4 separate regions of the Mus musculus genome follow, and all the other regions are linked to region 1. A link is a loop called in an ENCODE intact Hi-C map of the cell type or tissue named here. Cell type or tissue: heart. All regions are shown on one strand. Links, peaks and the distances in the headings refer to the core of each region. The heading gives the core; the rest is flanking DNA.

Region 1 (7,524 bases), core at 1,450-6,449:
TGGGGGTGGGGTGAGTGGGGGTGGGGTGTGTCTCAGCACAGAAGCAAAGGGGGCCATCACCAGGCACTTGCCAAAAAGCACCGGGATGGTTTCTGGGCAGTTAGAATTAGGAATATGCTTCCAATTGCTTGGGGAATGTGATAAGGGCTGGAAGGGGCCAGGGAGGGCAGTGTCACCCAGCTCCATGGCGTCTCAGTTGTCAGTACTGAGGCTGCTGGAAGTTCTAGTGGCATGCTGAGTCTGAGCAGCCAAACCAGCAAGCTCTACCCGGAGGGAGGGAAGGGCACTGTTGCTATGTCCCCAAGCCATGGGATAGTAGGACACATGGACCAGAATTGGTCTAGGGTTGGGTGTTTTATATTCCAGCCTAAAGTCAGGGTGACCCCTACTCCCCTCCCTTCTAGATTCCCCTCAGGCTCAGGGACAGCCTTCCTCCCCAGCCCCAGGAGCATCCTGCCACCAGAAACTCACCATCCTCTTCATCTCCTTTGACACCTGGTTGCCGCCCAAGTGGTTGTAGAAGGGGCGCTCGGCTCCCCAGTGAGGCGGATTGTGTCCGATGGAGTTGGTTCTCTGGCGGTTCATCTTGGCGATCATGGCCTTCTCTTCTTTCTGAAGGGCAACAGAGACACCTCAGTGTGTGGGCAGAGGAAATGGGAGAACCCCAGTGGGCACATAGCCTCACTCCTCTCAGGAACAAGAGTCTGGCCAGGCAGGGTGAGAAACAGCTGCCCTGAAACCTGCTCCCCCAAAGTCTGGGATGCTTGGCACAGACACTTGTAAGAGCTGTCTCGTGAGGAAGAAATGGGTGTAGGAGACGCCTGTGGCTTGCAAGAAGTGCTCCCTACAAGTCTGAGCGCAAGATTCTGTCCTGGAACTTTTCAATCCCAATAGCCCGACCTTCTCCTCCGTTCCCCCCCATTGAAGGCTGAGCTCCCTAAGTCCTAACAGATGTGCTAGAGTCTGCATCATGCAGCCTGCCCTCCCTCTAACGGGAGGGGAAGGGTACTCCATGGAGGGTTGATCTTCCTTTCCAGTCTCCCAGGTAGCCGGGCCAGCTTGTACCATGGGCTCCATCCCTGGCAGGTTCTCCTCCCTGGAACACGAGGTTCAACATCTATTAGGGCTCTGCTTATAGCTTCATGAGTGGGTAGAACCTGGGATGAAGGCATACAGATGGAGGGAGAAGGGCCCTAGACTCCAGTATTTACTTCTTCTCGGGTCTGTCAGCAGAAATAGACCTCTGCAGCTTTAAAAAGCAGCTCTCAGACCCCTGCCATGGAGTTAGAACAAGTCAGGGACAGACACTCAGCCAGCTACCCATGAGCAAACACTCCTTAAGCATCCGTCTGCCTTTCTGTTGTTCCAAATGGGCATCAGAGGTAGGATGTTTGATGCAGGGTTTAGGGGGACACAGCCTCTCCAGGTCACACTTCCAGGGACTGGGCTGTCACCCCATTAGTCTGCCTCTCCTTCCTGCCTTTTGTACTAGCGGCTGACTGCAGGAACCAAGACCCAGAGGGCTCAAGGCAGGAAGGAAGGCAGGATGAAGGCTAGCTGCCTATGCCGCAGAGACTGGGAGGAGGGATAATGGGAGGGCTGGAGAAGACCTCAGAGTTCATTCATACTCTGGCGGTGAACAAGCATGTGTTTAGGAGATTGCCCTAAAGTGCAGCTCTCCTCCCACACCCTTGCTGCTGCTGCTGGAGTATCTGATCAGCCAGGACCCCTTTTTAGGTACAGGTCAAGGTGTCCTCCTGCTCCCCCTAACCCCTGCCCCACCATGGATGGGCAGTGTCTTCTCTGCCCTGCCTCTCCTTAGAAACCGATTGTCTCCATCCAGGCCTCTCTGGACTGGCTTACACAGTTTTTACTTTCCACACTAACTCCTTAAGCAACAGGGAGTTTTTCTCTACCAAAGGACTGGCCACCAAATAAACTCAGCGGGAGGGCACAGCAGGGTGTTCTAACGGAGGGAGAAACAGAAAATGCCCCATTTGCTTTAGAAATTAAGAACGCAGAACACAACACTATTAAAAATAGAACTGAGGCCTGCTAATAATTTAGTTTTATCCTTTGGCAGATGTGGGCTGAGACAAAGGGAAAAGAAGAAAGAAACCAGAAAGTGAAAAGTTTCAAGGAACAAAGACTCAGGGGCCAGCTAGACGGCTTAGCCTGTAAAGGGGCTTGCTGCCAAGCCTGACAACTGGGGTTCAGTCCTCAGGCGCTAGCAGGGTGAAAGAAGAGAACTGATTCCTCCAAGTTGTCCTCTGACCTTCACACACATGCCCTGACATGCACACTCTCACAAACATATATGCACACACAATGCCCAGAAAGCAAATATAGTTTTTACATTTTTAAAAGCAAGCAGATAGTTGATGCAGGCTGAGGCATCAAAAAATATATCCACCAGAGGGAGTGAGAAAAACACAAGAGTGAGAATTGACAGCCAACTAGGGAAGAGAGGAGGAGAGAGGAGAAGAGACAAACCGCCAGAGGCAGAGGAGCTTCCTCAGCTTCGCCCCTCCATCTCCTGCACCCTGAGGGAGCCTTCCCTGCTTACTGGTCTGAGGCCTACGGTGGGGTTTTTGGGTTTTTTTTTTTTCCAACTGAAGTGGAATGAAAATATCCCCTCTTCCCCTCAGCTTTGCCCGGCTTCGCTCACGCTCAGGCCCTTTCTGAGAGACAGGAGGCAACACTGGGGAACTAATGACTTCCCTCAGGGAAAGGAGAGGAGAGCAGGCCATGAAAAGGTTCCCATTCAAAAGACTGGGGCTCCCTGCCCCCCCCCCCCCCAGGGCCTGCCCACCTACCCGCTTCTGGGTACAGCTCAGGATGAGGAAGGTCTCAATGCTGTGCTCCTTGAGGTAGGCATTGCGATCGCCACCACAGCCTGGTTCCACCTCATAGTCCCCATTCAGGTAGTTGAGTGTGGCCTTGGTGATGTGGATGCGGCTACAGTGGGGGAAGGGCAGAAGCGTGAGCTGAGAACTGAAGACCCGTCCTGATGTCATTCAAACCTCGAGGCCCCAGCTCTGGCTCCAATGGCAGCCCACCTTACATGTGACGGACAGGACACTCCCAGGTCATTTCCAGTGCTAGCCCACAGCACCCAGCCCCTCCCACACCTCACCCAGCATGACTGAGCCTGCGGCAGCCTACCTAAGGAACATGCCTCTGATCTTACGAACCTCTTTTCTTTTTTTAAGATGGATTTATTATGTATTCATACAGGCCAGAAGAGGGCACCAGATTACATTATAGATGGTTGTGAGCCACCACACGGTTGCTGGGAGTTGAACTCAGTATCTTTGGAAGAGCAGTCAGTGCTCTTAACCTCTAAACCATCTCTCTAGCCCCACCCACCTCATTCTTGCTCAGAAGCCAGCAACAGTTCCTGCCACTACAAGCTGGAGTCTGAATCCCCAGCCTGACATCCAGGTCCCTCCTAGCCACTGGCTGCCCCTAAAAAACTATCTGAGCTACTTCTATCCACTGTGTCTTCCCACATCTGTGTCTTTCCCACGTCATCCCTGCCCACTGGTCCTTTGGCCTGACCTTTCTGTCCAGGTACCCACTCCCGCTTTCAAAGTCCTGTAGGTTACTGGTCTCTCTCCTCTGAAATATCTTGCTCTCTACCACCGTTCACAAGCCACCGTTATCACATAGGACTTGGTCAAAGGCTTGGAAGGTTAAGACAATGTTCTCTACGGCTCGTGCATAAAGTGTGGTGATTTGCACTTTCCTGCTTGCTTGCTTGCTTGCTTCTTGCCTGCTTGCCTGCCGTGCTTTGGGTTGAATCCAGGATCTTATGCATATTAGGTTGGTTAAGCTACACTCACAGCCCCCTCCCCATTCCCTCCTTGTGCACTTGTGTGTGTGCTCGCACACACAAACTCTCTTAATGCCATCTGCTCCAGTGTGTCTGCTCCTCTTCCTGCCTCCTCCAGTCCCACATCATGACAGCCTCTTCTGAGAGAGAGTGAGTAGGAAAGGAATTTTGGGTCTCTACCTGCACCTCCCCTGCCCCCACTTACCCCGCCTTGCCACCAGCTTCCATGTGGTTGGCCAGAGTGACATCGTTAGACCACACGTCGAATTGCCACTTTCTGAGACCAAGGACACCGCAGTGTACTCTCCCGCTGTGAATTCCCACGCGCATGTTCACGTTCACCCCTGTCACCTCCCGGACCAACCTGGGGATGAAGCAGGGGTAAGGCTGGGAGAGGGTCAGGGGCTAGGCATACAGAGCAGGGGTGAGGCTGGAAGGAGGGGCTGGGGTGAAAGGGGAGTTGGGAGGTGCAGGGGTCAAAGATGCATTTCTCTCTGGTCCATCCTAAATAGTCTAAACCGGTCAACCTGAAGGGGCCAGGCAGCAGGTGTTTGCTTGCATATTCAGGTTAACCAGGGAAGTGCAATTTCTGTCTTGACCACAAGGTGGCGAGGTGCTGCACACTAAAACCAAGTGTGCCTCCTCCCATCCCCCATCCCTATTCACCCAGCTACCTCCATTACCACCGCCACTGTCAATCTGACTGCTTGGAGAACTCAAGATAGACTGTTGCGCTATCTTGAGCCCATGGGGGAGATAGTCACTCCAACCCCTAATCATGCATCTCTGGAGGCAAGGTAGACTGGCAAGGTAGACTGGATGGTTCCCCCCCTCCCCAAGGTTGATTGACTGGATAGTGGCACTTCTTTTAGAGAAGGATCTTTACATGGGTTTCATGGTGAGGGTGGGGGTGGGGGTGGGGCTGTAGGAGGACATAGGAGATGAGACTGGGAAAGTGCAGAGAACTCAGGTGCCCTTTGAGTTACAGGACATCGTGGTCCCAGCCACAGTTCCAAGGGCACAAGAGTCCCAGTAGATGGGGTGGGCCCTTTATAATCTCCTATGCTGAGGGAGAGCTCTCCACCTGTATCTGGGGCTCGAGGTCTGCTTAGGGTCTGCAGAAGTCATTCAAGAGATGGGGAAGGGTCAATACAGAGTTTGCACTTTTTAGAAACCACCCTTCCCTGATTCAGCAAGTGGTGAGATTTGGTTTGGTCCCGTGGGCGGCTCACCCCAAAGGCTCACCCCTCACTCTGCCTAACTGCAGGAAAGACTGGGGACTCCTCTCTTGTCCTGGGATCAGCTCCCATCCTCACTGGAGCAGTCCCTTCTGCCCAGAGATGCCTGAGGACACACTCCCTTGAGGATAAGGACAGCTCGCCCTATTGTTTCTCTTTGCTATGGAGCTAACAGCTTCCTGGTGCTTTTCAATCTCCTCAGTGGGACCTGCTTCTCTCTGCAGGGGCTGAGTCTCAGAGCAGTCAGGCCTTCCCATCCAGCACTGGCTGGCTGTTGGAGGACAGTTGGTAGAAGTGACTGTAACAAACAAAGGCCCTAACCACTTTTCTGTCTGGCCACTCTGATCTCTGACCTTACCATGTTTCACTTTTGTCACCATTCAGACCATTCCTAAAGCACAAAGTAACTGCATACTTCCCCTGATCCAGAGTCCCGGCTGGTTGTGCACACAGGCTCCTCCATGGCCAGGAACAACCAAGCCTAGCCCGAGCTCCTTCTGCTGTTGCTCACAAGGATACATCATCGGCCATTGAATCCCTAGAGAGCTCCCTAGCCCAGAAGAGCCTTACTCTCCCACCTAGGAGTACAGCTCATGTTTTTACATCAGGAACGGGGTGTGGGGACCGGTGAGGTTTTATAGGACAGCCCATTGGCTCAGGCCTCCTCCTGCCGGCTCTCCTTCACCTTGAGCCTCCCTTCCTCGTGCCTCCTTCGGGAAAGCCAGGAGCCCCGGAGCAGAGATGGAAGGTGAGGTACAGAACTAGCCGGCAGCCTAGCTGGGGGCCCTGGGTGCACCCCACTCTTTCCCTCCTTCCATCAGTTACTACAGAAGACAGTGGCTTGGTTCCCTGGGGATAAAGCCCAGAGGTAAGCACTTACGAGATGGCCTCGATCATGTCCATTCCCATCTCCACGCAGCAGTGGGCATGGTCGGCTCTGGCTTCAGGCAGCCCCGAGACGCAGTAGTAACAATCCCCGAGGATCTTAATCCGTAAACAGTGATTCTCCTGGAAAGCAAATTAGTTTAAAAAACCCAAACTAGTGGGAAAGAGAGTGGGAGGGAAAGAAATGAGAAACAGAGAGTCACTCATCCTTGGAGTAAGCTGCCTGCCAGAGAAGTGGGCACAATTCTGTTGTCAGGGCAGGGATTGGTCACAGTCAGCCTTATAGGAGAGGTGGGACAGAGCAAAGACTAGGAGACAGGCACTGTAGCCCTTAATGAGGCACCACAGCCTAGGAACTCTTCTCCCCTCCCCTCCCCTCCCCTCCCCTCCCCTCCTCTCTTCTCTTCTCCCCTCCCTTCCCCTTCCCTCTCTCCTCTCCTCTTCCCTCCCTCCCCTCTCCCCTCACCCTTCCTTTCCTCCCCTCCCTCCTCTCCTCTCCTCCCCTCCCTCCTCTCCTCCCCTCTCTCCTCCTCTCCTCCCCCCTCCCCACATCCCCCTCTCCTCTCCTCCCCTCTCTCCTCTCCTTCCTCTCCTCTCCCATCCCCTCATCCCCCTCTCTTCTCCTCCCCTCTCTCATTTCCTCTCCCCTCCACTCTTTTTCTTTTTGTTTGGGCAAGCATCTCAGGTCCCACTCCTTACCCCAGAAGCAGACCCTGACCCCTATAAGTCTATCAACAGTTTTAAACCTTCTTATTAAAAAAAAGACTGAAGCAGGCAGAAACAAACTTGAGCCAAAACCCCACATGACCCTCAGGCCTGCCTGAGATGTTTGTCAAAGGAATGTTCAGCTTTGCCAGTAAACACATGCGCGAGCGCCAAGAAGCCACCAGAGTTCAGCACCTGCTGCCTCTGCCACCATTACTTCAAGGCAGGTGCCAGGGGCAGGGAGGCGGGTCAACACCAACGCCTAACTGGGAGCGAGATGGCCAGCCATTGTGATCGGTTACAGCAGATGCCTGAATCTGACCCTGTGCTACTCCATGAAGCTGGGACAGTGGAAGATGGGTGCCTGTGAAGTCCACCCAACACGCAGATGACAACCATGTCCCCATCTACCTTGTTCAATATCAGTGATGGGAAACTACCATCTAGCACCCGCCAAGGCCCCAGAAAGCCCCGATCACAGTAGTCACTTGTCCACAGTCTGCCTATAAACAAGGTGCCAGTGGGCAGACACTGTAGTCGGTGGCTACTTACCTGACAGGAACCCACAAAGGCTCGGTCTGGGCAAGAATGAGTGGAAACAGAGAGAGACCTACTGGGTGAGTGTCTTGGTTGCCACTCCCTGCTATGAGGGGTCACTTCCACTTTTGTCCAAGTGCTGGCAAACCCTCTTTCTGGAAGCCTCTAGGGACTGTACCCAGCTGCTTACAGGGCAGGTAGGGGATTCAGATCCCATCCCTCAGCCAGCCTCACCAGGAATGCAGCTGTGTGTGCCCACACCTGATGTGGCACCTGACGTGCCCAGGTAAACAGATTCCGCTGCAGGCTTAGGTGCTATGCCCA
Region 2 (7,524 bases), core at 1,615-6,614, 210 kb after region 1:
GCACTAAACTTTATGTAACAGGAAAGGAAATAAGCCCTACTGTTAAAAACTTAAAAGGGGTTTAATAGATATGTGTGTTCTGAGTGTGTGAATGAATGTTAAGTGCAATGAGCACAGACACTCGTCCAAGAGCAACATTTAGCACATGCCCTCCACCCAGCTCTAAGCGCTCATGGACTGTCCATCACAGTGGACTCTGTAACAAGTCCTCAGTTCACTTAGCTTCTATCATGTATCCATCCCAAAGAGACCTTTCCAGATAAAACACAGACTATACAGGGTGAGACGTGTAGCCCAAGCATGACTTCAGAGAGAAAGGGAAAACCTAAAGTGGCCACACTGTTGCTCACACGAGCACCACTGGAAGCCATCATTTACTAAGGATGCTCTATGCCTCAAGCCCAACTCCAGCAAAAGAAGGGGAAAACACAGGTCAAAACAAGTCTAAAGTGATATTAAAATATGCGCACCAAGTCTTTGATACTCCTCTTCTTCAGATGTAGAATTTAATTCTCCCCTTGACTGTGGTGTGCACTTAGTAACATGCTTTAACAAAGAAAAAACCAGAGACAGCAGCACATGATTTTATAGTCTACATCACAGAGGCCACTGCGGCTCCCACCCTAGAAGGAAGCAGATTATCATGTCTTAGAGATATTCCAGGAATGTGTCCTGTCTTGAGAGGTCAGGCAATAAAAGAACCCTCTTACTATCAGACACCCCCATCCCAGTCCAGGACCTGAGACACTGACTGAAATGACAGGACACTAAGCTACAACGACCCAGCCAAGCTGCTTATGAAGTCCTGAGCCCCAACACCGCAAGCACATGTTTTAAGCAATGATTTGAGGGGAGGGGGTGATCAACTTTTAACACACAACAGAAAACCACTGCTAAATAAAAGAAGTACTATAGATGCTTTCATCAGAAGCCTATTTGTAATCACAAGTCATTTAGATAAGTTGTCAATTGTGTAATTAATGACTTCATGTGTCAGCTCACTCTCTGGAAGCAATAACCATTTTGATCAATTCAGAAAGAACAACAAATCCCTTATGCCCCTTCAAAAGCATAATGAACTGAACTAATTAATTTTTGAAATTCTACTCTATCAAAAATTAAACAAGGGCTGCAGGGTATAGCTCAATGGTAGACCATGTAGTCAGCATGCATAAAGGCCTTGGATTCAATCTGTAACAGGAAAAACAAGCAAAGCAAAAGAAAACACCAGGGATATATACAAAACTGAATGATTATTTGTGCCCTAAAATTTCACATACCGCTTTTTCCTTTTCCTTTAAGTCAATACATAAGCAATGTAGTCTATCTCCAAAGATCTATAAGAATAAGCTATCTACTTGATTCCCGACAGTCTATTCAAGGTGCTAATCTACCATTATTTATAGACCTTTGGCTCCTCTGAGTAGCTGTCATTAATAGAACAACTTAGGATTTCAAAACACATTATTCAACTCAACTGCCCCCCCAATAACTAAAATATTAGTCATATTTCTCAAACCTACAACTATATAAGAACTAAAGACATACCTCGACTCCAGAAGGCTGTGAAGAACTGGCATAAAAAACATCAAGACTACTACTCTACCTGAATGGCATTCCTTTCAAGCTCCGAGTCCTAATCACTGAGGAATCTTCTATTAGCTTTCAGGTTTCTGCGGTGTGTGTGTGGGGGGTGGGGGTGGGGCTCCCAGTCACACCAGAGGTCTTCAAAGTATCTCAGAGGTGTCACCTGGGAACTCCTACATGCTCCATGGATAGACTGGTCTATCTCTTGGGTTCAGAAGGAAAAGGGGCCAGTGCCTTGTTTCTAAACCAAAGGACCCTATACTTGACACTCTCGGCCTTTGAGCCTGGCTTTTGAGTTTGGCTCCTGCTTTGAGCTTAAGCTCTCTAAAGAACAGGTCATGACCAAACTGGTACCTGGGAAGTGAGACTGGAGAAAGTCTAAGGGCAGGGGATACAGACCAGACACATGATGAAGCAAGCAGACAAGAAGAAACAGAAAATAATGAGCAAGATTGAAGAAAATAGATGGAGAAAGAAAGGCAAGGCAAGACAAAAAAAAAAAAAAAAAAAAAAAAAGAATGTAGAGAGCTTTTTTTTTTAAAAAAGCAGACATGAGCTCAAACAGGTTCTTAAAAGTTGTTACTGTGTGTGTACACGCATTCTCACCTGACAGGAAGGACAGAGGCTGACCACATGGAGCTGCTTCTCTCCTACTACCATCTGAGGGTCAGTCTCAGACCATCAGACTTGTATAGCCAGAGTCTCTCACCAATTCCTCAGAAAAGGATTAAAAAAAAAAGGATAAAATTATGGACAGAAAAAAGAAACAAAGTTCTCTGAAGGAAAGAGGCAGAGAGAAAAGCAGATGGCAGAAAAGGCAAAGGCTGGCCTAAGCTTCTGACTGGGAACTAGGCAGAAATGGGTAGGGCCACATAGATCCAGAGAACAGGAGTAAGAACAGGCCAGCGTGAAGCATGAGGAGGGTCTGTGCAAGTTGGATTGTAGTGTCTGAAGAATGAGCAAGGGCAGAACCAAGGTGTGACTCAGAAGTAATTAAGTGGGAGCCACTGATGCAGAGAAATGGTGAGGGCACAGTGGGAGGTCCCTAAGAGGACAGTGATTGAGGACCAAAGCCCACGCAGCAACAACCCTTGAGAAACACAGGGAGAAAGATCTCAGGATAGGAGCAGGTGCTGAGACAGACTGAAGGGTCACAAGTGTGAATGGCCATACCTCAGGCGAGACCTCAGTGCTGTCCTTGGAGGGTCTGATATCCATTCTTTATAGTGGAAATCTCCCAAGCAGCTCTGGGCCTTCTCCTTTGTGCCCACTGCATTTCACTGAGAAAAGGTCTGTCACATTTTGTTTCCCACCTGTCTCCTGGACATAGGAGTGAGCTGGGCCTTGCTTTTCAGCACCTTCGATTGACGGCCAGCACAAACTCTAGATACTTATGGGTTTGCTGGAGGACAAATGCAGAATGGGAACTAGGAAAAGCCTACAAATGACATTACTCTTGACCTCTGCCTAGGAATTATCAACAGAGACAAAGTTACAACTACAGGTACAGTTATAATATACAATGTGCAAAACACTGGTTCTAATCCTCAGCATCACAAAACAAAAAACAAAATACCAAGAAAACCCACCTACATAGTCAACAAATACATCACTGGCAAAGACAAACAAACAAACAAAACAAACCAACCAATCCAAGTCGCAACATATCTATACAACTGAGTACCATTCTAAATGTACAAAGATCAACAATAACAAATTCAAAACCATACAAACCCAAAACCCTTAGCACAACTAACAGATATGGGTTAGTATTTGTTTTTATTCGTTAGTATCATTCTTTTTTGTTGTTGGTTTGTTTTTGTTTTTGACACAGGGTTTCTCTGTGTAGCCCTGGCTGTCCTGGAACTCACTCTGTAGACCAGGCTGGCACTGAATTCACGGAGATCAGCTGGTCTCTGCCTCCTGAGTGCTGGGATTAGAGGATGACAACCCCATGGCCAGCTGGCTCCAATCATTCTTAAGGTGAAAAACAAGAGACTTCTATTTCAGCACAACTACCTTGAGCTCCTACTGCAAATCTTTGTAGAAAGAGAATTCAGAAAAATTACTCAAAAGAGGGAGGAGCAGTACAGGGGGCCAGAATCAGATTCAAATCACTTATGAAGGAGACAATACGCTCTTTGTAGAAAACACCTCTTAACTGCAGAACCAGTCACAGGGTCTGTTTGAGCCCACAGGAGTAGCAATCTGAAATTTGAAAGGACCCTACTACTGGTAAGGGATGGGTAAAAAGAAAGCAAGAGGTGCCCTCTAGCGACTGGTAGTGGAGAAGGGGCTGCAAGTGCAGGATCCTGTACACTAAAGAGAAAACTAATCAGGACTTACCACTCATCCCTGCCAACCTCAAGTGAGGCTCCACTCACCCACACCTCAAAGCCTATTCACAAATCAATCAAAAATGGGTTACAAACAAAACAGGCAGTGACATGAAGTAGGAAGGGGACACATGGGGGTATCCTGGTGGAGTGAATATGATCAAAATATAAGATATACATGTATAAACTTGTCTAAGAATAAATAAAAGATATTTTTAAAAACTGACATCAAAAGAAAAAACAAAAACAAACGGTATTTGTCCTATCAGTAACTATGAATGGGTTCAATTTATTTATCAAGACTTACAAAAGACAACTCAACCGTGTATCAATATAAACGTGACTCAAGGTCTACTGTGTCTACACTGCACACAGCCAGAAGAGGTGAGCAGCATGTTGTTCCCTGGGATCCACTGTCAGGCTGCCTGCCTCCTGTGGGAGTCCTGCTGGTATCAGGAACATCCAGTCAACACCAGAGGACAACCAGATGGGAAAGGAGAGTGTAAGAACACAGTAAGAGCCAGGGCAATGTGGCACCATCAGAACCCAGGTGCCTTGCTACAGCAACCCCTAAATATCCTAACACAGCTGAAGCATAAGATGATGACCTTAGAGCCAACCTTAGAGGCCCTTACAGAGAAAATGAATAAATTCCTTAAAGAAATACAGGAAAATGCAATCAGTCAAGTGAAGTAAGTAAATAAAACTGTTTAAGAACAGAAAATGGGAGTAGAAGCAATAAATAAAACACAAACTGAGGGGATCTTGGAGATGGAAAACCTAGGAAAGAGAACAGGAACAACAGATGCAAGCATTTGGCATAAAAACAGACATGTTGATCAATGGAGTAGAATCCAAGACCCAGAAATAAACCCACACTCCTAAAGATACTTGATCTTTGACAAAGAAGTCAAAATAATACAATGGAAAAATGAAAACATCTTCAACAAATGGTGATGGTCAAACTGGATGTCTGCATGTAGAAGAATGGAAATAGATTCATATTTATCACCCTGCAAAAAAACTCAAGTCCAAGTAGATCAAAGACTTCAACATAAAACCAGACACAATAGATCTCACAGAAAGTGGGAAACTGCCTTGAACACTTTGGCACAGGAGGAGACAACTTCCTGAACGTTAACACCAAGAGGCACTAAGGTCAACAATTAATAAATGGGACCTTATGAAACTGAAAAGCTTCTGTAAGGCAAAGGACACCATGAAAAGCAAATAATGGCAGCCTACAGAATGGGAAAAGATCTTCACCAACCCTACATCTGTTAGACCAAAATATATAAAGAACTCAAGAAATTAGACACCAACAAACAAAATAATCCAATTTTAAAATGAGGTAGAGAGCTAAACAGGTGAGGATTTGGAGCAAGGGAAAAACTTCCTCATTGCTGGTGGGAGTGCAAACTTGTACAACCACTTTGACAATCAATTTGGCGGTTTCTCAGAAACCTGGAAATAGTTCTACCCAAGACTCAGCTATACCACTCCTGGGCAAAAACCCAAAAGATGCCCCACCATACCACAAGGACACTTGCTCAATCAACTATGTTCATAGTAGCTTTATCTGGAATAGCCAGAAACTAGAAACAGCTTATATGTCCCTCAACCAAAGAATGGATAAAGATAATGTGGTTCACTTACACAATGAACTACTACTTAGCTATTAAAAAACGAAGACATCATGAAATTTGCAGGCAAATGAATAGCACTAGAAAATATCATCTTGAGTGAGGTAACCCAGATCCAGACAAGTATTGTTATGTACTCACTTATAAGTGGACAGTAGCCATAAAGTACAGGATACTCATGCTACAATCCACAGACCCATAGAAACTAAGTAACAAGGAGGACCCAAAGGAGGATGCTTGAATCTCACTCAGAAGGGAAATAAAATAGACATTGGAAGTGGATGGGGGAGGAAAATGGGTGGGAGAGGGGGGTAAGAAGGGAAACAGGGATGGAGATCAGGTGTGGGGTGGAGGTAGGGCTCAAGAAAGGGCTATGAAAGAGAACAGAAATTGATGGGAAGGCATCTCTGAAATGAGCTTGAGACCAGGCACAGGGAAGGCTCCCGAGAGTTTATGGGGGTGATCCTAGCTGAGAGATATGGAGAATGAAGTGGCCACCTCCTGTAGCCAGATGGGACTCCCAGTGGTATGAGGGGAACACCAAACCATTCACAAAACCTCAATCCAAAATTTATCCTGCCTACAAGATGCACAGGGATAAAAATGGAGCAAAGATTAAGGGAATGGCCAACTAATGTCTGATCCAACTTGAGACCCATCTCAAGGGCAAGAACCAATTCCTGACACTACTACTAATACTCTGTTATGATCCCAGACAGGAACCTAGTATAACTGTCTCCCGAGAGGCTCCATCCAGCAGGTGATGGAAACGGATGTAGAGACTCACAGCCAAACTTCAGGCAGAGCTTGGGGAGCCTTGTGGAAGAGTGCAGGATAGAACTGAAGGAGTCAAAGGAGTCAAGGACACCACAAGACCTACAGAGTCAACTAACCTGGGCCTATGGGGGCTCACAGAGACTCAATCACCAACCAAAGAGCATCCAGGGGCTGGACCTAGGCCCCACACACATTTGTAGCAGATGTGCAGTTTAGTCTTCATGTGGGTCCCCTACCAATTGGAGTGGGGGACTTACCCTAACTCTGTTGCCTACCACTGGATCCCCTTTCCCTAACTGGACTGCTGTGTCAGGTCTCAGTGGGAAAGGATGCGCTTAGTCCTGCTTTGACTTGATATCCCAGGGTGGGGTGGTACCCAAGGGGGACTTGTCTTTCTCTAAGAAAAATGGAAGGGTGTGATGGGGGAGAAGTTTGTGAGGGTGGGGCTGGGAGAAGAGGAGGGAGGAAGTCACAATCAGGATGTAAGTGAATAAATAAATAAGAAAAAAGTCACTTAAAGGGGCACAAATAAAAGAATGAACAAAGGCGACTGGGCAAATGGAAACAAAATAAGGTGTAGGTCATATCCTAATACCAGACAAAGTACAATGAAAGGGGAACAGCAGTCAACTGTGCCATCTGCAGTGGTACATGCCTTCAACCCAAGCTACGCAGGCTGCAGAGCCAGGAGGATCACACATACAAGGCCAGGAAGAACTGTTTACAAGACCTCACTAAAAATCAAAGTCAAAAGGAGGCTGAGAATATAGTTTAATGCAGTGTACTTGCTTAGCAATGTATAAAGCCTTGGGGGATTCAAGCCTTGTGTGTGTAAGAGAGAGACAGAGCCAGAAAGAGAGACAGAGACAGAGACACAGAGAGAGAGAGAGAAGAGACAGAATTTAGATGTATTTTATTATATAAATGTTTATCTATGTATGTCCTACTTTGGTGTCTATTACTGCAATAAAAACCCCAAGATCAAAAGAAAGTTGGGTGGTGGCACATGCATGCCTTTGCTTCCAGCAGGTGAACCTCTGTGAGTTATAGTCCAAGACAGCCAGTGCTACAGAGAAACCCTGTCTCAAAAAGTGAAAAACAAACCAAAACAAAAGCTGATGGCAATCCTTCTACCTCCCACAGCAACCGTTTTTGCTAAAACAAAAGCCACAGGAGATCCC
Region 3 (7,524 bases), core at 1,695-6,694, 110 kb after region 1:
GGTCAGAGCTGCAAGGATCTCCTTTGAAAGGCTTTCCAGCCACCCCAGCACCAGTCAGACAGACTGACTGACAGACAAGCAGGCAGGCAGGCAGGCACATACACATATGCTTGTCCCTGGGCAGCCATGGGACTCTGTTGCTGGCCTATATCCTCATCCATCCCTGACTTCCGTAAGGCAGTCATTCACACGTGCTCAGTCACAGAACATCACCCACACAGTGCCTTGTGCCATTCTCATGGCTGGAACAACTGGTGACAGTTGTCAGTTCAAACAGGTACAAAAGACATGCGAGAAACCACTAAGCTAAGCTTCTCTGGCAGGGACTGGGAGAGAGGGCGAGGAGCTAAGGCAGATAGAAGTCCCCAGGGACGGGCATTCACTCAGCAAGCTCCCAAGAAACACACAGGGACAGAATCTTCTCCCCAGAAGCCATGCCAGCCAGGTTTAACGTGGCCACAAAATAAAACACCCCACATTTGAAAGGTGCCCCTACTTCCCAAAGAGCTTCTCCATTCATCTTACTTCCTAAGGTATCTCTGGGAGGAAGAAATGACCGTCTTCTGGAGTTCAAACGAACACCTCACCTACACAGGTCCCAAGGACATTGTCTCCAAAATATTCTTTGACAGACAAGCATGGGTAATAGTTGTGGGAGCATGCTTGTTTGTGTGTGAGTGCACACAGAGGTTTTATGTAGCAGAGTGGGATACAGTCAAACAAAAATGAGGTTACCATGGCAACAGGCTCCAGCATCATTGCAGCCTATTAACACAAGTGAGGAATGTGTTTGGCAGATGCTCGAGTGTTATTTATGGTATGGGTGTAGCAGAGGGACCTCTAACAGGCAAAGGAGGAGAGAAAAAAAACAACCTATGGCGCTCCTACTGTACCCCAGTGAGGGGATGAAACCATGACAGCCAGACATGAGCACAGAAGAGGCTGAAGACCAAAGGAGGAGGTAAAACTAGCTGAAAGGCCAAGGAAAGGGTAGGTGGGCAGATATCCACAGGGGTGCGCGAGTGGATGGAGGAGGGAAGGAGCAGGTGGGGAGAGAGGAAGGAGCACCCAGTGCCACCAAGAGGGGCCCCTGCACCTCCGGTCTTAGTAGTCTTCCAAGTGAAGACCAACATGTTAAGAAGCCAAGTACTGCTTCCCTAACCAAGCCTAGGGTGGAGCCCAAGCATCAAAGGGGCGGGCCGAGGGTGGAGCCCACGCATCAAAGGGGCGGGGCAAAGTACACACCAAAGCATGCTGAGAGCCCCCGGGCTATAGGAGAGTAGAGGTTAGCCTTGCAGACTTGAAATAATGTTTGCACAGTTTACTGTCAGCCTACTGCATGGCCAAGACACCACAGGGTGGAGAGGCAGGGGGTGGGGGTGGGGAGTGGAAGGAATCAGAGCTCAAATACAGAATAGGTTTACTATCACCACCTGTCCTGGGTATGTGTCTTCCTTAGGGAAAAGAACTTACCATCTAACCAGACACCCTCCAACACCTGCTGCTTTAGAGCAATCTGAGGCAGCTGGTCCATGACTGTTTCCCTGTCACCCAGCACAGTTTTTACTCAAGAAAGACACATTCTGGGTGATGCATAATCTGAATGGTAAAGTCAAGTACAAACAAAAACAAAGGTGCTGTTTTCTCTAAGGCCAAACAGAAAGGATGTTTGTGTTCCCATCTTGGCCCATTTCTATGGAGCTCTGCTAGACTTAGAGAGAAAAAAAAAAAAAGTTAAGTCTAAACCTACACTCCAAAACCTGCAGCCAATAACAAAGTCTAAAGACCACAGTGGGAAAAGAAGCCTGGTGTGTGGAAGGGTAGAGTAGAAAGGGAGGAGAGAAGGGCTAGCCTGAGGAACCACCAGGGAAAGTCCATCTGGCCAGCAAGATTGCAACAGTCTGTTCATGCTAAGACGAAGCTTGGATTTAGCTCCATCTCCGAAAGCCTATGTTCGGGACTGCTTCCTGTTATTGTCAGACCTCAGGCTCTCAAGTCTGATGCTGTAAATACCTTGAGCTAGAAACCTCCACTGCCACACACACAAACCAAAGGCTCTTCCTTCCAAAGAATAGCTGTGCCCACCCCCACTGACACAACGCCCATCTGAGACTGAAGCTCCATATCAACAGTAGCTACACTTTCAAACAACGACCATAGCTTAAAAGATTGCTCTCAAGCTCAAAGCTGATCTCTAAACCCCACCCTTTCTGATACCCGGTCAGAAAAAAACATCACTACCACCTATTTGACCTGGTCCACTCACTGGACCCCAACCAAGCTGGAGAGATGTTACTAAATCTCTAGTAAGTATCTAGTATACCTGGGGAAGGGGGTGGGGAGAGAGAGACAGAGAGCTCAGAACTCCCAGGAGGTTACACTAGCAAAGTCAATGGGTGGCTGAGAAGAACAAGTGTTTCAACTTGCCTCTGGGACCACTGTTAACCAAGCAGGGGGGAGAAAACCCACCATGGCCATGAGAGGAGATCTTCCCAAGAGGCGAGGCTCCACACGGAGAATGCTGGGAGTAGAAGGGGCATAGTCAACCGTAAGAGAGAAACTTGGGACCCACAGAGGTTCCTCCCAGTCACAGTGCCTCCTGAAGAGCCAGAACCTATACGGCTGTTATTTCCTATTTGAGGATGTACTAAGAGGGCTCAGAAGAGCATACCCATAAGGATGCAGAATTCAATAGGATCAAAGTCTGGGAAGAAGGTAGAAATGGAAAGGAGGAGGGAAGCAGTAACAACAGAATTCTGTTAAGAGGGCCTGTGAAAAGAGGCAGATACCAAAGGAGGTAGAGGAGTGTTTGGTGCGCTCTAAAGCCACACTCACCCACTTGCAAGACCCCAGTTGATGCTCCAACTGGGCAACATACAAATAAACAGGCCCCATAGGGCTCATAGACTGGGCCAGAGAACAGGGTGTGGATACCAGGGAGACTGTCTCACCCTGGGGTCAAGCCTGAGTCACCAGTTAGAATCATAAGTTTGCTGTCCTTCTGAGTCCTTTGTTTGCCCAACAGGTCCCTGTACGGATATAAAGTTCCTACGGGGCACCATCCAGGAATGTCCATTGGAAGGGAGTGTGGTGCTCTGCCCAGCTGGAAAGGGGATGGGAATCACACACATCTCAGGAGCTCCTTACCCCTTGTGCTAAAGGCAGAGTTGTGGCTTGGGTCACTTTGGAAGAGAAAGCTAACTTAATCAGTCCTGCTTAAAGAGCTCAACAACTCCCAGCAGTCCAGCCTCAGGGGGCAGGGTTACAGCCTCCTCCTTAAGACTGGGCGACAGTCTTCCACAAGGCTGGAACCAGGGACTAGCTAACAAACCCAGAGGAGCTCAGGAGGGGTCGGCTGCTAGAGGGTCCAGCCACTTAGGTTGGGAGTGTTGTTTATACAGGACCAGAAGTTCTGAGAGAAATAGGGACTCTGAACATTTCTCAAATCCCCCTTTCTTGCTTAAGTTGGCAATTGTGACTAGTTCGAGGAATGTCTTCTACCAGGCCAACAGCATTACAAGCCTTACAAGAGTAGTCTTTAGTAGGTAAAGAAGCTAGGCATGGCGTGATGTGGCGTGGCATGAAGCCTTGTCTCTCTGGTTACTTTTGACCACTTTTAACTGGTGTAGACTTCATCCCTTTTCTCTAAAAATCAGGTCGAGGTCTGCCTACCCCTCAATCAAGTGTGGCCTAGTGGGGCCCTACCTGTTTCAGCAGAAACTGGTCCTGGGAGTTGGTGTGCAGAGAGATGGCCAAGTGGAGAGCCGACAGAAGCACCCCGCTGAGCACCGCAGCCCTCATGCGCACAGGCAGCAGGGTGTAGATGGTATAGATGAAGAACACGGTCCACCAGATGCCCTCGGAGGCGCTGCGTGGCTGTGGCAGCAACAGGCCCACTACCTGGACGGCCAGCACCACTGCAATGAGCGCATAGCAGGCCAGGCCCATGTGGTCCTGGTGGAACGCTGCACGGTTGCAGAGCACGGCCATGATAAGGATCACGCCCACAGCAGCTGCCAACACGGCCAGGTAGGCTATCTGGAGCGGGGGGCGCGCCGCGTGGAAAGCCAGCATGACCAGGCACACAAGCACCAGCACGGCCATGAGCATGGTGAGACTGCTCTGGTTCAGGCGGAAGAAGTAGCGCTGGTACAGACGCTCCAGTTTGTCCGACGGGAACTTCTTAGAGCGGAATATCTGCAGCAAGGCCAGGCAGCAGGCGCCCAACGACAGCACCGCGCCGGTCCCAGAGCCTGACGCCACAGAACTGCCTCCATCCTCCGACCCGTCTCCATCCTCGACGATGCCAGTCCCGGGCTCCAGCTCCTCGGCCGCTCGGCCTTTTCCTCGACGCTCCTCCAGGCCCAGCTCCACCGAGCGGGGGCGCACCTCTGTGCCACCTGCGGCCGCTGCGGCCGCCGCCGAACTGCCGCTGCCGCCCGCAGGGGGCGCCCGGGTGCTGCCCCCTCCAGCCGCGCCCCGCCGCTGCCGCCTGCTGCCGCGACCGCCGTCGTCGCCACCGCGCTCCTGCCAGGCGGACTTAGAGCGGAAGCTGAAGCCGAAGCCCCCAGCCAGAGGGTCATCACCGCTTAGTGGAGGGTCTTCGTCGTCATCGCCACCGCGCCAACGGCTGGCCAGGCGCTGCTGCTGTTGTGGGGTCACCGCTCCCCCAGATCTCTTGGTGGAGCCGCGGGTTGATCCCCCGGGGGCGTGGGGGTAGCCATTGGCGCGGGAATCGGCTTCTCCCCAAGCGGCGCGATGCTCCGGGCCTCCCCGGGGCGCTGGCGACGCCGCTGTCTGTGCAGCGTAGCCCGGGGGGCTCACGCTTTTGGAGCCGGACATCCCCCCCTCGGCCTCGTCGTCTTCTTCCTCTTCCCCCGGGGGCCGGGCCGGGGGTCTCCAAGGAGAGGGCGGACAGCCAAGCAGGGGGACCAGGCTAGGGTCACACGTCGAGGGAGGCCCGGGGCCCTGCGCAGCAGCGGGACATCGTGGCACCCCCGTCCTGAGCGGTGGAGGACAACGGGAAGGCTAGCGGGGAGACAGCGCAGCCCCGAGGTGAGAAGTAGCTACGAATTAGAGTCCAGAGTCCCAGGTCCGAGACGGAGTTGGCTCCGAGCGGTGGCAGTGGGGACAGCTCTGACTGCTGCGCCGGACGCAGAGATGTCCGGACTCCTGGCTCGCGTCGAGCTCAGGCTGGGAGTTGAGGAGCAGGCGGGACGGAGAGGTGTCCTTGCGGGCGGCGCCTCTCCGAAGCTGGCAGTTCCCGGGCGCGGCGCTCGTGGCTTTTGCCTAAGCCGAGAGCAGCGACTCTCCCAGCAAGGTGGCGGCGAGGGCGGCTCGGCAGGGGTCCCGGCACGGAGACGCAGCGGGTGCCCTTTGCTCGCAGCGCACTGGGAGCGACTGGGAGGTGCAGGCTCCTGCCAGCATTATTTTCTTACGAGGGGTGGGGAGGTGGGATGGGGGGTGGAGAGGACGGGGGAGGGGGCGGCGGGCGGAGCAAGAGCTCCGGAGCCCCGGGGAGGAGGGTCCTGGAGCCCGGGGGGGCCGTCGCCCGCATCCCCCACCTCCGGAGGCGCGAGTGGGAGCGTGGCCCCCGCGAAAGGCGAACAGAGCCTCCGGCGTGCCCGCGCAGGGGGCGGGGGCGAGGACCGGCTCCTGCGGTGCGGCCCTTCCCCTCTCGTCTCCTCCTGTCCCCCAGACCCAGCAGGCCGGCCCGTTCCGGCAGGTCCCGAGGGTTGAGTCGCTAGCTCCGCAAGCCCTGGGTTCCTCGTTGCCGGCGGCTGGCCCACCGTAGCCGAGCGCAGAACCACTACGCGGAGGGCGGAATCCGGCGCAGCGCCGCCGCCGTTCTGCCCCAACGCAGGCGGGCTTCTCCCGGGGACCACGGCATCCAGCGATGGAGGGCTGCGGCTCAACAGCAGCCGGCCGATAAGGGCCGGCCGAAGAGCCGCGGCGCCCCGGGGGCGCTCCCGAGGGGCCCGAGGGAGCCCGGCTCCGGGCGCGCCATGCACGCCTCGGGCCCTGCGCCGCTCCGGCCGCTCGCGCCGCTCCTCCCTTCTCGCCCGCTCGCCGCCGCCGCCGCCGGAGCGCCCTCCGCATCCCCTCCTCCCGCCGCCTCCCCGCCCCCCGCGCCGCTCGGGCCTCGGCTCACAGCGGCGTGCGGCCGCCTCCGCCCTCTGCCCTGCCGCCGCCCGCGTCCTGGCCCCGGCACCCCGCGAACATACTCAAGCCGGGCCCGGGAGCCGCAGGGACCCCCGCTCCCCTTCCTCACCTATATTTTCACTGCGCCCCTCCCTCCCTGGTGCCTGGAGCCGGGTCAACGGGCGGATCCCTCGTCGGACCTGGGTAGCGGGCAATCCACCCCCGATCGGGTCCTGCGACCCCAGTCCTATCTCCCCTCTTTTTATTACCCTTTTCTCCCCCACCCCCATTCAGCCCAACTTCAGCTACGGTGCTGCTCCCCCCTTCTCTGGTCCGGCTCTATTGGCCGCTTCCAGAGCTGTCAGACTCGAGTCCGGCGCTCTTATTGGGCGATTCTGTGGCCCGGCGACGGTGCCAACGGAGGGCGCGCCGGGTGGGGGGCGCCCCGACCGCTACTGCCGCAGGGAACTGGAGACAGAGTCCCTAGAGAGGACGGAGGGACCCAGAGCCAGACCCGGAAATGAACTAGGGAGATGCAGAGACTGAGGATGTCTGGGGCACAGAAAGACAGCGATGGAAAAGATGGAGTTGCTAGCAGTGGGTGAGGCCGATGCAGCCAGGGTGGGGCGAGCAGGACCACTTTGGAGCATAGTTACTAAGAGGAAACACCACTGACAGCTGTGGGAACACCTGGCGTTTATAAGGAGCCCTTTGCCTGTTCATGTGTTTTAAATCCCATGTGGTTCTAGTAACAGCCATGGGCTCGGATGGGGGACAGGGCCTGTGTAGCTATTTCCTATTTGCAAATGTGGAAACTGAGGCTCTAAGAACTTAGCCAACTTGGAATACACCACACAGGTCTCCTAACCCACAATCCAAAGATCTTTTCTTCAGTGCTACGCTGGCTTCCACACCTACCCAGATGCTCCCACAGGCAAGCTAGTCTCCTTGCCAGTCAGGGAAGCAAAAATGACCCTTCTGGGAACTCCTGAATAAAGGCAAGGGTAGACAAGAGTAGACAGCTGAGTAGAAGATCTGGGTCTGTCTGCCTCTTCAGCTCCCTTGACCCCCTAAGCTGTCCTAACCGGAGTTCTGGCAGTTTTGCTTGGGGAGGGTGACTTGTATGCTGTCAGCCCCTTCATCCTTCTGCCGTCCTCCAAAGTTGACAAGAAGCCTAGAGGTCCACATCCTCCTCCACTGCTCATCTCCTTGGCAACTGAAGATAAACCTTGCCAGAGCTGCAAACCGGGAGGAGAGAAAAAAAGAATTCCAAGGGATCTGCGTAAACGGGATCTTGAGTAATCCTCCAGCCTTTGAGTAATCTATGGTTGGCTAAGTAGTAAAAGCAACACGAACCTAGCCAGCCAAACCCTATCGCGCTGG
Region 4 (7,524 bases), core at 1,234-6,233, 160 kb after region 1:
GGGGCTAGGAGAGGGGCAGTGTTAGTCTCTCAGCAGCCAGCTTCCACGGACTGATTTATCATTTTACTTAATTTTGTATGTACGTGTGTGCTTGTGCCAGAGGTTGGCATGGGGGGGGGGGTCTCCTCACCTGTCCTTCATTTTCTTTTCTTTCTTTCTTTCTTTCTTTCTTTCTTTCTTTCTTTCTTTCTTTCTTTCTTTCTTTCTTTCTTTCTTTCTTTCTTTTAGATGAAGTCTTTCATTAAACCAGGAGCTGTCTGATTGAGTGCCAGTGTGGCCTAGGGAGCCTGCCTCTGACTCCCCTGTACTGAGACTATAGGGAACTCCAACAGGCCTGATGCCTTTGTTGTTCTTGTAGGTTTGGTTGTTGTTGTTTTTTTTTTTTTAAGTGGGTGCAGAGCTCCAGTTCCCATGCTTATTCAGCAAACACTTTGTCAGTTTGAACCACCTCCCTACACCTTTCTTTAAAATAAAAAAAAAAAATTGTTTATTTGTATGTGTTTGCCTGCACACATGTATGGGCCCCACATGTATGCCTGGTGCCAACAGAGGCCAGCAGAGGGGTTTCCTGAGACTAGAGTCACATTAGGTTGTAAGATGCCGTGTGGGTTCTGGGAACCAAACCCAAATTCTCCTCGGGAACAGCCTCTGCTCTTAACTGCTGAGCCATCTCTCCAGCCTGCTTTCTTTATTTCTTTAAGATAACATTTTACTATATGCCCCGGATGTTGAACTCCTAGGCTAAAATGACCTGGGACTATGGGTACAAGTCACCAACTAGGCTTCAGGACCTCTGAGAGGCTGCCCATGTCATTCATGTAGAATGAAGCTTCATTCCAGGAATGGGGGTGAGGGTGGGGAGACAGCACAGTGGAGGGAGAGAACTGTGAGCGTTGGGGCCTGTGGGTCTGCAACACACTGCCTTTCTCAGGTTTTTCCTAGAATCTAGAACCTGATTCCAGTCAAAACATCTTTTCACCTCCTGCCTGTGTACCCAGCTAGCTGCAGTGGCAGGCAGGCATCATAATGCAACACAGGCCTGGGAAGGGTCCTCTATCAGAGAGCCCACAGTCTGCACAGGAAGTTGAGGAGAGACAGCGGTGGGGTCAGTGATCTGAAATAGGTATGCTCGTGTAATTTAGAAACTAAACACCCTGCAGGAGACTCGCCAGAACACCCACCGTTTATCTGATTTTAAAGTAGATTGGGTCTTTGGCTTCATGTTGCATTCTGGCAACTTTACCACTGTGGGGTGCTTGGGAGAAATGCCAGCACTGGTCTTGGACCACTTCAAGGGGCAAGGCCACAGCCGACAGCGGAAGATGGGAAAGGGTTATCTGGGTGCAGAGAGAGTGAATATCATCCCTTGAGGGATTGTGGGAAAACAGGCCAAGTGAGAATAGGACATGGGAACAGTGCAAGGCTTCTTGAATGTAGGAAGCAGAGGTGCTGGGGACAGAAGCGGGCACAGGGCACAGGTGGGTCCTGGCTGTGTTCAGGGGTCTCTTCTTCACCTTATCAGCAACAGTCACAAGGACGTATTTGTATTTTCAAAAAGCTCTGTGGGCAATGGTGGTGGTGGGGAGCAGGAGAGCTCAGAGGCCTCTATTGTCTTCTCATTGAGAGGGAGTGGTCCAGACAGCATCGATGTTGGCTTAGACAGGGAGGAGTCAGTGAGGAAGCAGATAGACTCAGTGGATCCCCAGGAGGTAATATCAACAGGATTTAACAACGGAGTAAAGTAAGGATGGGTGAGGACCCAGAAGAGAGGAGATGGCTCTAGGGCTTGCCTTGTGTGGTTGTCTGATGGAGGCCATTCAGAGGGGAGAAGGGGAACAGAGGGGGGCTGTAGGGGATGATGGTTTGTGCCAGGTAAGGGAAGGAGAGGAGTTTCAGTTTGGAAGGGTGAATAGACGGTTATGGATTCCCTGTGGAGGTTAGAGAGGCATACAGATGGAGCTCAAAGTCTGAGATCTGTTCCCCATCTTAGTACCTGCTCCAGCGGCCTCCAGGACCTGAGTGGTCAGTGGCAGGCTGAGTGGCAGGCTTTATACAGACAGCACTGGGCTGAGAACTTGCTCCTTCCCTTAGCATCAGATCCAACACGGGAAGTCTTCCCTGGGTGTCAGCAAGGCCTCATGGGGAATGTCCACTCCCGACGCCTTGCCTTTTGAAGACTAAATGGTGTCTTTCAGTTTTAAGTTGTTGGCAATTGATTAAAAAAAAAAAAAAAAATGGCAAGTGTCCAGTAGAACCTTTCCCCAGGCTAGATCTGCTCTGGCCCTGCTGGCCAGAGTTCTTGGGTTAGAATGAGACTCGAAGCTGAGTCAGAACCTCCAAGATCAAGAGTCCTACAATGTTCTTCAAAATTCTCCATAAGAGGGCCAGGGAGATGGCTTCTCAGGTAAAGGCACTGGCTGCTGCCAATCAGGACAGCCTGAGTTCAATTCCCAGAACCCACACGGGGCAAGGAGAGAAAGGATTACCCCAGTCCTCCTGACTTCCACAAGCATGCTGTGGACACACCCACTGTCGAACTCCACATGGCCCTACAAATACAACCACGGACAGGAGTGAGCAAAACATGGGCTGCAGGTGTAAGCAGGAGCAGGGTGGACTCATGCATTCTTCTTGAGGCATACCCTGGTGTGTGAGAAAGTGAGTTAGGAAGGAGACGGAAGACAATGGCCTAGAAAACAGGAGAAAAACAGCACAGGCTAAAGCACACAGAACAGTGCCACAAGATGGCTGCCGACGGGAGGGAGGATGCTGGTTCCCAGGGAGATGCCTACGCATCAGCCCCTCCCCAAGGAAGAGGGATGCTGATCATGATGCAGAGTCTCATGGTTCTGATGGAGCTACATTCACTATGGGAGCAAGCGGAGCTGATGAGCCTTAAGAGGTCGGTGCATAGGGATGTAATCTCTGGGGCCTCTTCCAGGCTTAAGTGGAGAGAGGAGTGGGGCTTGCTCTCTCTAGCTCTCCTTGGAAACTGCCTTGTCCTTCCTGACCTAGCCCTCCACCTGCAAAGGCCAGGCTGGTGCCTGGCACGGGGGCACAGGCGCTCCACCTGTCTTCCCCTCACAGTACTGGTGCTGGAGGGGAGAGTGATGGGATTTAAAGTGAGTCTGGAAGGTCTCATAATTTCCTTTAGTCTATGTGACCACTTCTCATTGGCTTAAGAAGGAATGTTTTGAGGCTTTTTTTTTTCTCAAATCCTAGAGGAACTCCACCCTGGAAAGATTAGTCACAACACTTTCTGGTTTACTCTCCATAAATTCTTTGGGAAACACACTGAGGAGAAACCAAGAGTTCTGGGCTAGCATCGGCCATTGTTGAACCTCACCATCTATTCCAAAACCTATCATGGTTTCTAGAGTCAAGACTGTTGGGTGTCCAGCCCTAAGACAAGGACTAAATAAAGAGTGTGCCCTGTGTCCCATAACCCGAAGACCACTAGTAATCTTGAGAGAACCCCATCTGTGGCACAGCATGACAGGAGACGAAGAGAGAAGCAGGGGACAAGGAGAGCAAGGGAGGCCAGAGCTCAGAGGAAGCACCAAGAGACTTGGACTGTCTGAAGCACAAGAGACGGATGAGCCCTGGGTAGAGGCTGACAGGATCGAAAGCATGTTCCCAAATCAGCTTTAGAATTTTGGTAGCAAAAACTGGAGGGTTTGCTTCTGACAGCCTCCCCTACCCCCACCGCCCCGAGGCAGGGACTCATTCTCTAATTCAGGTTATCCTCATCAAAGAAATCCACTGCTTCAGCTGGGATTACGGGTGTGAGCAGCAGCATGCCCAGCCTAGGTGGCATCAGAGATAACATCCGGAGGATTTGAGGAGGATGGCGTTTAGGCACACTCATGCTGTGCATACTGAGAATACTTGAGAGAATACTTGAGAATACTGAGGTGCAGGGGACTGAACTCGGCTTGGGGCTGCCGATCCCTACCCGTCTCTGCAACAGATTCACGTGTGACCGTGACGCCTTTTACACCCACTGGAAAACAGCAACCGACACACTCCATCTGGGGCTGAGCACACGTGCGTCAGTAATCTAAGGATCCACTTATTTATTTCACGAGGGGGGTTTTTCTAAAGCATCGGGAACCACGTAGAAACCAAAGTAGTAGCTTCCTGGATCTCAGGCTGAGCCCCACTCTCGTCATCCCCAAGAAGGGGTGGGGAAAGCAGCCTTCTACAGTGATGTTTTTCAAGGTGTGTTCAGGAAGCCTTGGTGTGTGTTTGTGTGTGTGAACAGGTTTGGAAAGTCTGGCACAGCGCCCCCTCTTGGAGACTCAAAATACATTCATAGAGTGAAAGGGAACAGAAAACTTTCCTTTTTTGTCTCCGTGTTTTAAACCAGACGCCACCCCCCACCCCTATATCCACCCACTCCTGCCACTCAGGGCTGTTGTGGATGACAGGCACAGTGTGGTTGAGGGAGCCTCCGGTGACCTGCTTGGTACCTTCAGTATGGTAGCCATTTAAACAGCTCTCTCTGGAGACAGATCTACAGTCTGTTAAAGAGAATAATTCATGGCAGAGACAGAGTATTTGGAATCTGTGAGAAAATCCACAGTCCAAGAGTCGAGTTAACTTAAGTGCACAGTGTACCCAACAAGCTGCAGACAGCACTCTCGGGTCCAGACACCGCCTTATAAGGTGGCCTGACATTTTCTCATGGCCCAGACTGCCCTCCAAAAATATCCAGAGACAGCAAGAGTGGGAAAGGCTCTCCTGGGGCATTTGAAATAATCACATGCAGGCTCTGCTGCTGAGCAGTGCAAACACCTGCTTGCAGCCCTTCTTCCCCCATCAAAGCTCTGGGTGGCACAGTCCTTGACAGGAGGGCACTGGGGGGTGGGGGGGGAGAACACACGACCCTCAAAGCGTGCGCCCAAGCTGCTTTCTCTCTGTACGCCTCCAGAATGGGCTCCAAACCTGTCTTTGCTTTATATGGACAATAGATGCGTGACTAATTTTCATCTGTGTGCCTTTCTGCCCCTTCCTATCCTTGCTTGGGCTGAGGCTGGTTCCTGAAGCCCATATTGCTTTGGAGGTGCTGCCCCCTAGTGGGGATGACTGGCCAGCACAACATGGAGGCGGGAATGGCGTTACAGACTGTTCAACCAGGCTGCAACTCTGCAGGACATCTGGATTCCATCCACCCACTGCCATACAGATGTGAAGGTCCTGCTGTGGAAAGGAGTTTGTGCTCTAGAATTAGGGAGCATCAGGGGCTTCAACACAAAACCTCTCATTGATTTAGGTTTGTGACCCAATGGGAGTCACCAAGCAAATTTACCTTTTGTGGGAAAAATTAATTTTGGTATGGAGATTTTTTTTCCATGTAACACCATGGGTGTCACACTAAATAGGAAAAAAAAAAAAAAGGAATAGCCCCTCATATTTTTCAAAGAAAGTGTTGGTTAAAAAAAAAAAACACACACAAAAGAACTTCACGAGTCTCCCCTAGTCTGGCTCTTAGATGCGAGGAGAGGAATGTTAATAGGTATGGCTATTTTTGGTAATAGTTACTTATAACAGTTTCTTCACTACCAAATGGCTTGACAATGAGCCAGGCTATTTGTAAGGCTGGGATTAAAAAGAAAAAAACCAATATGATGAATTGCAATGCTAGTTTTTACTCTTGTTAAAGGAACAGAACCCAGCAGCCTTTTTGGAACACTGTGAACAGGCAGGCGGCTTCCTAATTACAGGCAATTCTTCTACGACAAGGCTCATACACATACAATTGCCACAAAGTAGACAATGGTGATCAGAAAGACCCAGCTCCCACCACCATGCTAGAACTGTAAAGGCTGTGCACAGGCAGCCTTGACCACTGGCTTTGCCACTTGCTGCTCGGAGTCGGTTTTCCTAAGTGAGAACAAAGGGTCTTGTGTAGTCAAACGGCCTGATGAGCCTGTTCATGGAGACCTCTCTAAGAAACTGGGATCCAGAGTGGGAGGGTCAGCAGGGACCCTGCTGGGGACATTCTAACCCAGGTCCCTCCAGCACTTATGTTTGAGTTTGACATTGTGAAAACCTCCCAGGAATGTTCTGGAATTGGAGTCATTTTTAGGTGAGGTACATGTAGTTTTTATGAAAGACAGACACTACTGGGAGACACTCATCTGCCAGGTTGGGGCTCAGCGAAACGTTAGAAGGCTGAAAAGGAAATGCTCCTCAGAAACTGCCCAGAGCAAACAAAACCAAACCCTCATTGTGGGACCGAGGGTCTTGACTTCTTCTGACTGATGTTTTAGATCCCTGGTTCCTAGGGGGGAGGGGTTGCTCATGTTGTGAGCATGTCGGCATGTTGGCAGACTGCCTCGGTGTGTGTGACGTCGAACTGGCTGAGAGAAACCACTTAATAAAGCCTATTTCTCCTTTAAGTACAGAACCAGTAATATCAGCAACAGGCTTGAAAATCATCAAAGGACAAGCGGAGTCCATAATGGAATGGGAGTTTCCACATTCTTGCAACATGGCTCCAGATCAGACCCAGGCAGAGCACACACCAATTTATTTTGGAATGCAACATGTATCAGTGTTTTATGAGTATAACTTACTACATTAATATCAGATAAAAACAGCTTTCAAGTGCATGCGTAGAAAGTTAAGCATAGTTTTTGAGCTCCTTATTCCTAAATATACAAAAAATACATTTAAATTATATAATTTTAGTGAATCAAAGACTTATAAAATTACAATTTTGGTTTTCACAACATAGAAAAAATACAAAATGACTATATATATGGTTGTATAATTTTTTTACCCAAATTTCAAAGGAGCAGTGTGTAGTGACTTTGATGTTTTATAATGGTTTATCTGAAACTCAGAACTGAGTATGGTTTTCAGGTTGGACCTCAGCAACACCAGGCTTTTAATAGAAATGTAAAGCCAACACAAGTGAAAAGCAAGGCACGGTTGCCTCCTGTCTTTCTGGCCGGGCACCATCCACACTGTCCTCTTGCTCAGTTTGCTTTAGACTTTCCTGTCTGGGAGGACAGTGCTTTACTCCATGACTAACTCCGTGGGGCCTTTATGATGGTGGTCCCAGCCTCAGCATGACGCAGATTAGCCATACAAGTCTACAGAGGGCCCCTGTGCACCTCAAAGACTCTGTCCCTTTGGCAGAGGGCCCCTGGGGGAGATCTGACCTGCAGTCAGGTGGTTGCTGCGAGGGTGATGGCTGACTCTAGTTCTGACAAAAGAGCCACTGAAAAAAAGAACCTTCCGTGCTCACACCTCATTAGATGTCACACCTGAGGAGGCTGGATGTTCTCAGTTTGTAAAAGAACATGATTACCTCAACAGAGAAATCAAATCATGTTAGGGATGAAAAAGACCTAACAGCCAGCTCCCGAGAGGGGACAGAAGGACACCCTGCTGTCTGCTGCATCTTAGAGCACATGTCAAGCAGGCACTGGATTGAGACCCTGTCTGTGAGGGAAACTGGTGACTGTGTTCTCCTCAGTGCAGCTCAGTCTGATGCGATCCAGATGTAGCAGT

Evidence for each region. Hi-C counts contacts between places; a loop is a spot of excess contacts. Peaks named below come from ENCODE experiments on the same cell type or tissue, not always from the same donor. Only the 100,000 strongest peaks of a DNase experiment are listed, where the experiment ranks them.
Region 2: a loop joins it to region 1, with 8 times the contacts of the local background. A loop is called at or near these places in 17 of 42 quality-filtered maps.
Region 3: it touches region 1 in a loop (7-fold over the local background); 14 of 42 quality-filtered maps call a loop at or near these places.
Region 4: a loop joins it to region 1, with 7 times the contacts of the local background. A loop is called at or near these places in 36 of 42 quality-filtered maps.

Annotation. Positions count from the first base shown.
Region 1 is chr16:35,267,513-35,275,036 of GRCm38, reverse strand. It overlaps Adcy5 (adenylate cyclase 5), which reads right to left. Exons shown (of 21, transcript NM_001012765.5): 5 at 5,954-6,081; 6 at 4,041-4,199; 7 at 2,817-2,958; 8 at 472-612. Among named protein-coding and RNA genes, the nearest start is that of Gm46550, 42 kb to the right of the region's middle. In heart, for the core only: CTCF peaks have their summits at 2,404 (motif pointing right), 3,241 (motif pointing right) and 4,431 (motif pointing right); a DNase peak (open chromatin) is centred at 4,426; H3K27ac peaks cover 1,767 bases; H3K27me3 peaks cover 1,131 bases.
Region 2 is chr16:35,057,577-35,065,100 of GRCm38, reverse strand. The region is part of intron 3 of Hacd2 (3-hydroxyacyl-CoA dehydratase 2); the gene reads right to left. Among named protein-coding and RNA genes, the nearest start is that of Hacd2, 39 kb to the right of the region's middle. In heart, for the core only: a CTCF peak has its summit at 3,866; no DNase peak of the experiment used is centred there.
Region 3 is chr16:35,153,417-35,160,940 of GRCm38, reverse strand. It overlaps Adcy5 (adenylate cyclase 5), which reads right to left and starts at 6,077. Exons shown (of 21, transcript NM_001012765.5): 1 at 3,706-6,077. The coding sequence starts at 4,842. In heart, for the core only: CTCF peaks have their summits at 4,372 and 5,061; DNase peaks (open chromatin) are centred at 4,570, 5,070, 5,760, 6,640 and 1 weaker place; H3K4me3 peaks cover 5,000 bases; H3K27ac peaks cover 4,255 bases; H3K27me3 peaks cover 2,680 bases.
Region 4 is chr16:35,108,168-35,115,691 of GRCm38, reverse strand. It overlaps Hacd2 (3-hydroxyacyl-CoA dehydratase 2), which reads right to left. Exons shown (of 7, transcript NM_023587.2): 7 at 6,517-7,524. Among named protein-coding and RNA genes, the nearest start is that of Adcy5, 43 kb to the left of the region's middle. In heart, for the core only: a CTCF peak has its summit at 4,293 (motif pointing left); a DNase peak (open chromatin) is centred at 5,091; H3K4me3 peaks cover 828 bases; H3K27ac peaks cover 2,935 bases.